Regions from separate parts of the Homo sapiens genome. Here all the other regions are linked to region 3. A link is a contact called in ENCODE Hi-C or POLR2A ChIA-PET data. All regions are on one chromosome and are shown on one strand. The core of a region is the stretch at or near the end of the contact, and the rest is flanking DNA. Distances in the headings are between cores, read along the strand shown.

Region 1 (3,193 bases), core at 608-3,107, 310 kb after region 3:
CCGCGGTTCGCCGCGGTCACCCTTTGGAAATCGCCTTTAATTAAATGTTTTTCGCGTGTGTCATCCTGATGGCTTTTACTGTACTCGAATTCCGTGAATGGGAAAGCGCCTGGACAGGGGGTGTGGCTAAGGTGGGGGGGGGGATACTGTAAAACAGCCAGCACATGATCAGCCATATTCCTACCTCCAACTACAACATCGAGAGGAAGGGAGCAGTTCCTGGGGCCCCCATTCGCCTCTACCCAGCCCTCCCCAACCGCCGCCAGAAGCCGAGTGCAAGAGGAGGGGGCGCGCTGGGCCGGTACCCAAGCCGGGGCTGGAGAAATCCTCTCCGTCCCCAGCTCCAGGCGGCTCGCGCGAGCACGCTTCCTCCGGAGTGACAGGCGCGATTTATACATTATTTACAACAGTAATTAAAGCTGTAGCTTCCTCCTGTTCTTTGCAAACTCCAGGCGCATTCAAATAAATAATCCCCCACTCTCGAGAAAAACACACATCAGGTTCCAATACCTTCAAGAAAGAGTGAGCTTTCCTCAACAGCTCACTTTAGGAAAGGAGGGAGCAACTGAGTCCCCCCCATCCCCCCCAACACACGCAGACACAGACCAAACACCAAAATGAAGAGTAAAAATCGCCAGGGGAGGAGAAAACATTGCTTGCACTATCCAACCAGCATACAACTTGCACTGACCATCCCCAGGTTCCTGCAGAAATGCTTGGAACCTCCGAGAGGGAAGGATTCCCAGAGCAGAAATAAGTTTCGGTGCTTGCTTTTGTAGACGCTCCCTCCGGATGCGCGTGGAGCGCCCCACAGGACCGCCGCCCTCTGCGCGTTGGCGCGCACACGCCCCCCGCCAGCCTGGGCGCCGGGCTCCGAACCCCCGGTCTGCAAACTTGCGCATCTCCCCTCGCCGCGCCCGCCAGACAACTTGGCGAACAGCTCGCCCGCCCGCACCCCGCTTCCTTCGGCCCTTCCTTCAAATCCCAAACGCACCGCCGTGCTCCAAAGAAGGTGTCCACGTCGCCCCCAGACCCCGGAGCGCCCCCTCTCCACCCCCGGGACTTCCCAGGTCGCTCACTCCTCCCGCCCCCCGCCCAGATCTGAGAGGGACCGAAAACACACCCCCGACTCGGGCAGCCAGGGCCGAAACTGTCAAGAGGAGAAAAGGTAAAGCGGAAGGAGGGTGGCCATAAACAGATTTTTTTGCCCCTTCTTAAAAGGACACTGCCGCTTTAAAAGTTTCTTTCCCGGGCCCCCACTCCCCGCATCTCCGTATTTTGGGGGAGCGTATTTAATTGAGGCAACGCAGCTTTCCTCCAGTGTTTGCAGAAAAATCAAAGCCAGGGGGGTGAGCCCGCCGGCTGTCAACCTTCCCGCCGCCTCCCCCGCCCCACTCTGCTCCCGCAAGCCGAGAACGGGCTGCAAAAGTTTGCAACATTTCTGGGGGGCGGAGGGGGGAGGGGAGGGGGGTCCTCCGGGCTCGGGGCGCCGCCGCAGGCTCGCGCGCGGCCGCCGGACCCCGCGCCCCGGGCGCCCGCTCCCGGCCGCCCCCCGCTCCGCGCCCGGGCTCCCGCCGCCCCCTCCCCAGCCCCTCTCCAGCCTCCTACCTCTGCTGGTGCTGGAATAGCTCTGTCTGCGCACCGGGGCAGGCGGCTCGCTCTTGCGGGCGGATTCCTGGTTCAGCGGGGTCTCCCTGGAGCCGGCGGCCGCGTCCGCGCCGCTGCTGCCTGGCTCGCTGGCGGCGGGGTCGGGGGCTGCCGGAGCTGACTCCATGTTTTTTCCCAATGTAGAGATCGCTGGAGATGGCGAGCTCCGAGACTCCCTCTATCTTCTGTTTTCAGAGCAACTCTATGGTACCAAAAAAAAAAAAAAAAAAAAAAAAAAAAAAAAAAAAAAAAAAAGAAGGAGAAGGCGACCGGCGAAAGCAGGAGGGAAAAAGCAGGCGGCGGCGGGCGGGCAAGCAAAAGCGCGAGGGAGCGCGCGGAGTGTCTGGGTGGACGTGTGTGTGCGCCCGAAAGGGGACAAGAGGCGGGTCTGGCCACAGGCAGCGCTAGCGAGAGCTTCTCCAGCCGGCCCCCACACCCACATTCCCCACCCTCCAGACCCCAGACCGAGAGCCACAGACTGGCTGCCAATTTTGGGAGGTGGGGAAAAGAGGGGAGGAGGAGAACAGAGCCTCCCGCGCCCCAATCCTCCCCTCTCCCCAGCCCAGGGACAGAAATTAAAATCGGTGAGATGATTCCGTGCCTACTTCTGAGACTCTCTCGGGAACAGAACTCGTCCCCATCCGCTGCCAGCTTGGGTAGAGACAAATCCGATTGTCCACGTCCACGTTGGGAAATCGCAGGTAGCCCCCTGCCAGCCCTGCCGAGGGCTGAGGAGAAACTAAAAAGGAATTAGAACGGGGCTGACATCCCAAGGAAGGCGGAGGATGGGAGGACGTGGCACTTTTTACTTTGGGATGGGACGGCCAGTGGGTTTCCAATCTTGGTTAAAGACATCTGTGTCTAAAACAGATTTTGTGAATCTAGAAGCGCCATGGACAGTTTCTGGCATGGTTGAAAGAGGTCGCTTTCAGCTCCTTTGCTGTTTGTCCGCGAAGGATCCAGAAACCATTTGGCAGGGCATTTTCTACTGAAGAAAACTTTGGCCTGTTTGGTCGACAACTATCTAAGCTGGATAAAACATGCCACGCTGCATCTAGCTCAAGCGTGGCTGCTAATTGTCAATTCCCACTGGTACTTTTCCTATTAAATGTACAGTCTCATCCATAAAAGGTAGATATACTGGAGAGGCATTACTAATGCCCGGATAACATTCAGATAATTAACAGCTCCTAATAATTCGTATTATTATAGGCATCATTCTACACCCTCCTCCCATTGAAATACATTCATCCCCTAGTAGGTACCTAAAACTCCAGGAAAGCAGATAATTGCATCATCGTTACCTTGACTGCAAACTCCAAGATGAAGGAACAATACAAATTGAAAGAATGGAAAATACTCCAATGGTAGTAGCCTGATTTGTCTGCCTTCATACTCAATCTACCACTTTCTTTTGCCTGCGAAGACACTGTGGAAATACGCCCCACCTTCCTTTCAAAAGGATCCAAAATTTTGACAATAAATAATATTATTAGAGGCCAGAAGGTGGCATAAATATATGTGCTTCAGAACGTGGGGTAGGCGG
Region 2 (3,342 bases), core at 652-3,151, 370 kb before region 3:
GGAAACTGGTCACAAATACTTTAGCAGTGGCTATAAATGACCAGTGGGCCAAGGATTTTGAGATCGTGAGAGACTTCTCCGGGAATGTTGTCATTCATTTCACTCCAGTGTGGCTCTTTTCCTCCATCTGCGGTAAGCCAAAACAGTTCCCAGGAGAAACAGATAGAGACAGGAAAATAGGTAGCAGTTCTGTATAGTCTTCACTAACAGCTCATAAACCTTAAAAAAATGGGATTTTAATAAAGCCCATTTTTATATTTTTAAACATAAAATGGAATAAAATGATAGTTCCAAAGGACTTCCTGTGGGGAAAGCTTCAATGTCACAACTAAAATTTACATCCAATTCCCCAGCACACCCTTGTCCTCAACCCGAGTTTGCGTAACAGAGGTTTGCTGAGCCTGGAAACAGGGAATTCTGTGTGACTGCAGTAAAAGCACCAAGCGGCCTCATGATCAAACTCTCCTGCCTCTTAGTGATTTCTGAACTGGTGGCTGAAGTCAGAATTGTCCGTGATTACTATCAGATTATGACAATGAAAGTCACCATTCTGTGTTCTTTTGAGCAGGATTTTCCCTCGTGTTGTCCCTCCCTTCAGCTTCCCACACTCACTGCTTGCGTAGCATTTTGTTAGGGGAGTAGCAGTTCTGACACAACCAAAGATGTGTACGATCAACAGTGGGGTAATGTGGATAACTGACACGTACTGTGGGCGTGGAGATGCTCCTATGTTGTGGTGGATGATAGCCTTCGAATGCTCTTTGTTGTCTTCATTGTCATCCACTCTATTAATGTTCTAGAAGAAAGCTAGTGGCCAATATTTTCTTCCAACAAATTCACTGGCTCCAGGAACCTTGACACCAAAATGAGGATTGAGCGTCAAAGTTCTTATGTTGTCATTGCCCCAAACTACTTGGAGCTACTTCTTATGCAGCTGCTCTCAGTGCCAATGAGATAAGACACAGCTGTACTTTATAGTCCCTCTCCTCCTTTTTTTTTTTTTTTTAAAGATAGGGTCTCGCTCTGTCACCCAGGCTGGAGTGCAGCGGCGTGATCTCGGCTCACTGCAACCTCCACCTCCCCCAGGGTTCAAAGGATTCTCCTGCCTCAGCCTCCCGAGTAGCTGGGATTACAGGCGCCCACCACCACGTCTGGGTAATTTTTGTATTTTTAGTAGAGACGGGTTTCTCCATGTTGGCCAGGCTGGTCTTGATCTCCTGACCTCAGGTGATCCACCCACTTTGGCATCCCAAAGTGCTGGGATTACAGGTGTAAGCCACCATGACTGGCCTTTTTTTTTTTTTTTTAAGGAAAATGGCCTGGTTTGGTTTCTTCACTTACCTTTTTCAGCATATTAACTATTGGTTGTTTTCAAATATCAAGCTCACTTTTCTAGGAGAACTATGGCCACTATGGAGAATATGAAAACATTGCTGAAGGAGGTGAAAGCCATTTCAGAAGAAGAGTTATATATTAGCTTTTGGCAGTGACAGCGTTATGGGCACGGACATTCAGCCTTTCCAGTTGACTGCTTTGAAGGGGCAATGTTCACGTGGAAGTATACCTCCTAGTACGTTTGCTAAAATAAAATCAGCTTCATTACCTAATAACATAAATGACTTTGGGAGAAAACTCTGAGTCTCATGTTTTATTTTTCCTGATAATGCTGTTCAATTAGGGCAGACTTTGTGGAAATTCTGATTTCATTACCCATCACTGCTGCATGAAAATACGCTTTCTGAAGTCACGCTCTGAAAGAAACTAAGTTGTTTGCTACAACTACCCCTACACAGAAATTAGAAAATTATATGAGAAGAAGTTTACTTCAGCCTGCAGTTGGGACACAGGTTATTACTGAAAGTAGTCGTCGGCATGGTTTCTGGTTTCACAGTAAAAGAAGACGACTTGAAAGGACTCAGTGGTTTTGATGCTCTTCTGAAATGAAAACACTCAGTGAGCACATAGCATTGGGTTGTCATTAATGTCAGCCAAGCGAAAACACTGTCTCCATGAACACTGCAGTCATTTCCCCGCCGAGACCATGACTTTCCACTCCCTGGCATTTCGGGCACTGTGCTAGTACTTTTCCAAAAGAGACTCTTAAGGCAATTCATTCTAGATAATCAAACACACACAACAGTCTTAAATGAATAGGTGGCCTGAATTTGCTAAAGTCAGCCAACAATTTCCAGGGGAGAATGTGTTATTTTCTGAGAAATACTGTAAGGCAATGATGAAACCCTCAAGTGCTGGGAGGCACGAAGTATAACTACTACACTTCACGGTAAATAGCATTAGTGTATTTATTTATTTATTTATTTGAGACAGAGTCTCGCTCTGTTCCCCAGGCTGGAGTGCAGTGGCGCGATCTCGGCTCACTGCAACCTCCACCTCCCAGGTTCACACCATTCTCCTGCCTCAGCCTCCCGAGTAGCTGGGACTACAGGCGCCCACCACCATGCCTGGCTAATTTTTTGTATTTTTAGTAGAGACAGGGTTTCACCGTGGTCTCGATCTCCTGACCTCATGATCCGCCCGCCTTGGCCTCCCAAAGTGCTGGGATTACAGGCATGAGCCACCGCGCCTGGCCAATAGCATTAGTTTAAAATCATGTTGTGGATAAAAATGTAATCAAGTAGCTTTACATTGCTCTTATTAAACTTGATACACACAGTTTAACATGGTCTTGTGGAAGAAAACAGGAAAAATCTCTGGCATTCTCGATATGTTCTATGATATGTAGCAGCTCTTATGTTCTGTGTCTGTCGCCTATTTTGTAAACAGGCAACAAAACACCATACTTCATCCCAAAGTTACGAGAAACAAGGAATTAAGCATGTTGTGTTGGATGGAGTTAATGATATAACGTTAAAAAATAACCCCACAGTTTCCATCTACTCTCTTGCTCTCTGCAATCAAGCTGGGCATGAGAGAAGAAAATAAAGTGATTTTCTTAGGTAGCGAGCAAGTGTTGGAAAGTGGCATTTACTATATCACCAGGGCATATTTGTTGTTGTTATTTTTCCTCCCCCATTCATTGCCCATGAATTAATTTAAGAAACAAGGCATCACGGAATAGGCTAAATATAAAAGAGTATTTGCTATGTTTTTTAGTGTCAAACACTATAAGACCAAGGTACTAAACTTTGAATGAGAAAATATTCTGCAGTTTCTCAGGATCTCACATGTTTGTCATACTTCTTACAGTGGTAGTATACTATTTTTAATATCACTTTTATATTGCCGTGATTTTTAAACACCAAGGTAAATTCTCACAGAAAGATTGCCTGGGGATAGGTATGTGTGTGTGGGAGGGAGGATCTGGTGATACTCATATGGTAA
Region 3 (3,121 bases), core at 109-2,608:
CCCTGCCTTGTAAAGGAACAGATCTGATTGGCCAGGGATTGCACAGGTGGCAACTTCACTGAGATTCACAATGCATTGGAAACAAGGGAAGAGACCCTGGTATTCTATGACAAACGTGCAGACAGTCTAAAACATCAGGACAACATTTTCTATGTGATTTAGCTGGTATTTCTGAGCTGGAATAATTAAACAGAGATCTATCCACTTGACTAAAAGAGGAAGCAGTCGATGAGGAAGTCAGTCCCTAGCTCCCTTTGCCCCGAAATATGCCAATTCTGAATATTTCGCATCAGCTTCCTCTTAATAAATAGCTTACCACTCATCCATCCCTCGAAAATATCATTAGAATTGCCTGGATATATATATATTTTTAAATACCAATGCCCAGGCCACATCACATTCAATTAAATCAGAAAAGGTGATAGGTGAGTATGACACTCAGGCATCAGGCATCAGTATTTTTTAAAGCCCCTCTTGACCCCCAGGTGATTCTGACATGCAGCTAAGTTTAAGGTCAAGTGTTAGAGATCAGGGTAGAAACTCAGGAGTTAACTGCACGGTGAGCCCTGATCTGTATCACACACTCAGGGCCTAATCAGAACATGCTGATGTTTCGCTTAGCATACATTGCTTATTGCAACTAGAATATTTCTCAACCAACATCCTTCTTAATAAAGTCTAATTTGGGCCAGTTCTACACTGTTAGTGTTGACAGGGAAATTCCCCATCGCACTGGTGATGGGAGGGGGTGGTGCTTTCAAATCAAGCCTTGAAGAAGTATCCGGCTTCCAGAGCCCAAAACCCTCAACAGAGGAGCTGCTTCAACAACTTCTGCATACTGCCACCTGGTGGGGCCTGGACCCAACTTCATCACAGCTCTTCAGCCTTGGGCACCTACCCGCCTCCCCAAACAGATGTAATTTAGGAAAATGTCATGCATTTTCAATCCAATTTACTGGTGCCTTCCACATTGATCAGACTTCCTTCTCCTTTTTCCTCCCATCTGGTTAATATAATTATTGCTTTTACGTGGCAAAGCCATTTTATGTAATAGCTTTGTTTGTTACTATGGTTACAAGTTTAGTAGCCCTTTGGAATATAAATCTATCATCCCTGAAAGTAGCTTTCTGTGTGTCAAGGTGCAGCCCTTATGTAAGGAGAGTAACAGCGTTAGTTTTCTGTCGTAAGGAAAGTGGCCTTTCTTGGTCTTATTTTTGAAAGTTCTACGAGCCTAGCCTAGACACTCCCGGGAAACTGCTGGGTGCTGTCCCACTTTTTCCCTCTGGAATTTTCCTAACTGACGAGGCATCCACGAGCAGCTCTATCTGGGAGAAAGTAGGGAAACGTCGGCCGAGGGGCAGCTGTGTTTGCTGGGCCAGAGCCCTCGCATTGCATAACTGGTGTTTTTCCTGGTCAGTGTACTCTTGGCTGATTTATTTACCAGTTAAAGGCAAGGGCTGAGAATATAATCTCTCAGGAGTTAAGTTTCTTTGCGTGTAATCCCTTTCCCTCACGCATCTGAAGCATCGGCCCTTATTTCCTGATGGAAGTGGAGTTATAATCTCCCTTTGGAAAGTGGTAAGAGTTCAGTGCTGGGTTCAATCTGCCACCCTCAAGTGACAAAGCGTGACAGCGTCTCTGCTATAGTGCTTCACACCCAACTGAATCAGACGCAGCCCTCTGAGCACAAAAGTGGGATGGCCTGTGAAGCTGGGCTTTCTTCCCATTCTCAGCCAGTAACAGCAAACCTTGGAGAGTTTATACCATGTGTCCCTGTACGTAACCTCATCTAATCCTTTCGACAACCCCAGGAGGTATGCATTGCCATCAAGTTGGCATCACTCCCATTTTACAGAGAAGGAATTTGAGGCTCAGAAGGATTAAGCACCATCCCCAAGTCATATAACTAGTGTGTGGGACTTAATGTCTTTGGAAAGTCCTGGTTGCTAACTTAACAGAGCCTCACTTTCCAGATTCAAGGAACCATGAGAAAACAAAGAGCAGGCAGTATCAATGCCTTCACTAAAGCCTTGATTAAGCCAAACTGAACAAACATCAACAATCTTCTTCCCTCTTCAGGAGAAAGTTACTGGTTTGGTAGGCCATTAGTGAATTTCCAGTGGCTACTAATTAACTAACCATGTCATTCATGTTTATTATCACAGAGCAGGTACGTATTTATTTACACCACTCACACGGCAGGATAATTTGCAGTTATATAATTTCATGGTAATTACGATTGGAATTGCCATGTAGAAACTGGGCACTTTGGAGATGCATGATTACCAACAACTAGCTACCTTGGAATTACCCATTAATGACATGATTAGTTGTGGCTTTGTAAGAAAATGTTGTTATGAAAGGGACTTTATCTTTTCATTCCCAATTGACAGAAAAGCAGGAACCTTGGAGATATCAGAAATATTTTTTTTCTTCTTCTGGCAGGTGAAGAATGTAGTTGTGCAGGTTTGTCCTGTTTCTGGGCATGTCTGGGGTGCCTTGGTGACAGGGAGGGAGCAGAAAGAGATGTGTGAGCTTGAGCAAAGGGTGCAGGCCCTGAGCTGTACCAGGCTAGTCTTCAGGTCTGTTGAGCCAGGGTACAGCCAGGAATTACCAACTTGTTAGGCAGAGAGTAAGGAAGCTCAGAAAGCCCGTGCTTGAGCTAAGGGGTACGAAACCCAGGAGACTGAATGACTGCCTGTCCTCTGCTCTGTGGGGACCAAGAGAATATAAGGAAGGCAGAAGCAGAGGAGGTGGTAGGTTCCATCTACTTATGATGCTACGAAAAGACATGCGGCTTATATAATATGCACTAGGCATGAACCACCCTGCCCCCAAATACAAAACTGGTCTCCAGACTGTATTTCTTGGCAACAGTGGCCTCCTTGGCTTTTCCTCCACATCCCCTTGAGTTGACTATCCTCTGAGGTTGCTCTTGCTATTGATTCTCACTGGATATCACTGGGCATGGGGAGGAGAAACCCACACAACGGGGTGCCTGGCATATGAAGAATAAGAGAAACTTTAGCTCTTAGAACTGCAGGAGACCCCTCGTTTAATAGAGGAGAAGCCCAGGGCCCAGCAGGGGTGAAGGAAGGTATGGTCCAATGTCACAAAGCAG

Evidence for each region. A loop is a pair of places that touch in the nucleus more often than their neighbours do. ChIA-PET counts read pairs that join two places held with the same protein, here RNA polymerase II (POLR2A). Pooled maps may share reads with other maps.
Region 1: a loop to region 3 is called in a map of heart right ventricle, with 20 times the contacts of the local background. The contact joins the promoter of RORA here to the enhancer-like site in region 3. A Hi-C loop is called at or near these places in 1 of 168 maps with a recorded cell type or tissue (heart right ventricle) and 6 of 50 pooled maps. POLR2A ChIA-PET finds 5 or more read pairs at or near these places in 1 of 52 experiments (T-cell).
Region 2: a loop to region 3 is called in a pooled map, with 3 times the contacts of the local background. The contact joins two enhancer-like sites. A Hi-C loop is called at or near these places in 8 of 50 pooled maps. POLR2A ChIA-PET finds 5 or more read pairs at or near these places in 5 of 52 experiments (Caco-2, GM12878, activated CD4-positive, alpha-beta T cell and 1 more).

The regions. Positions count from the first base shown.
Region 1 is chr15:61,227,445-61,230,637 of GRCh38, forward strand. It overlaps RORA (RAR related orphan receptor A), which reads right to left and starts at 1,858. Exons shown (of 11, transcript NM_134261.3): 1 at 1,609-1,858. The coding sequence starts at 1,774.
Region 2 is chr15:60,546,335-60,549,676 of GRCh38, forward strand. The region is part of intron 2 of RORA (RAR related orphan receptor A); the gene reads right to left. All of the region lies in intron 3 of RORA-AS1 (RORA antisense RNA 1), which reads left to right. Among named protein-coding and RNA genes, the nearest start is that of RORA-AS1, 69 kb to the left of the region's middle. RefSeq lists a silencer at 1,994-2,043. Within about 2 kb of position 1,902, at least 4 of the 41 ENCODE cell types and tissues checked have a DNase peak (open chromatin) inside an H3K27ac peak, as active enhancers do.
Region 3 is chr15:60,916,258-60,919,378 of GRCh38, forward strand. All of the region lies in intron 1 of RORA (RAR related orphan receptor A), which reads right to left. Among named protein-coding and RNA genes, the nearest start is that of RORA-AS4, 150 kb to the left of the region's middle. RefSeq lists an enhancer at 579-688. Within about 2 kb of position 1,359, at least 23 of the 41 ENCODE cell types and tissues checked have a DNase peak (open chromatin) inside an H3K27ac peak, as active enhancers do; they include heart right ventricle, where a contact is called at or near this core.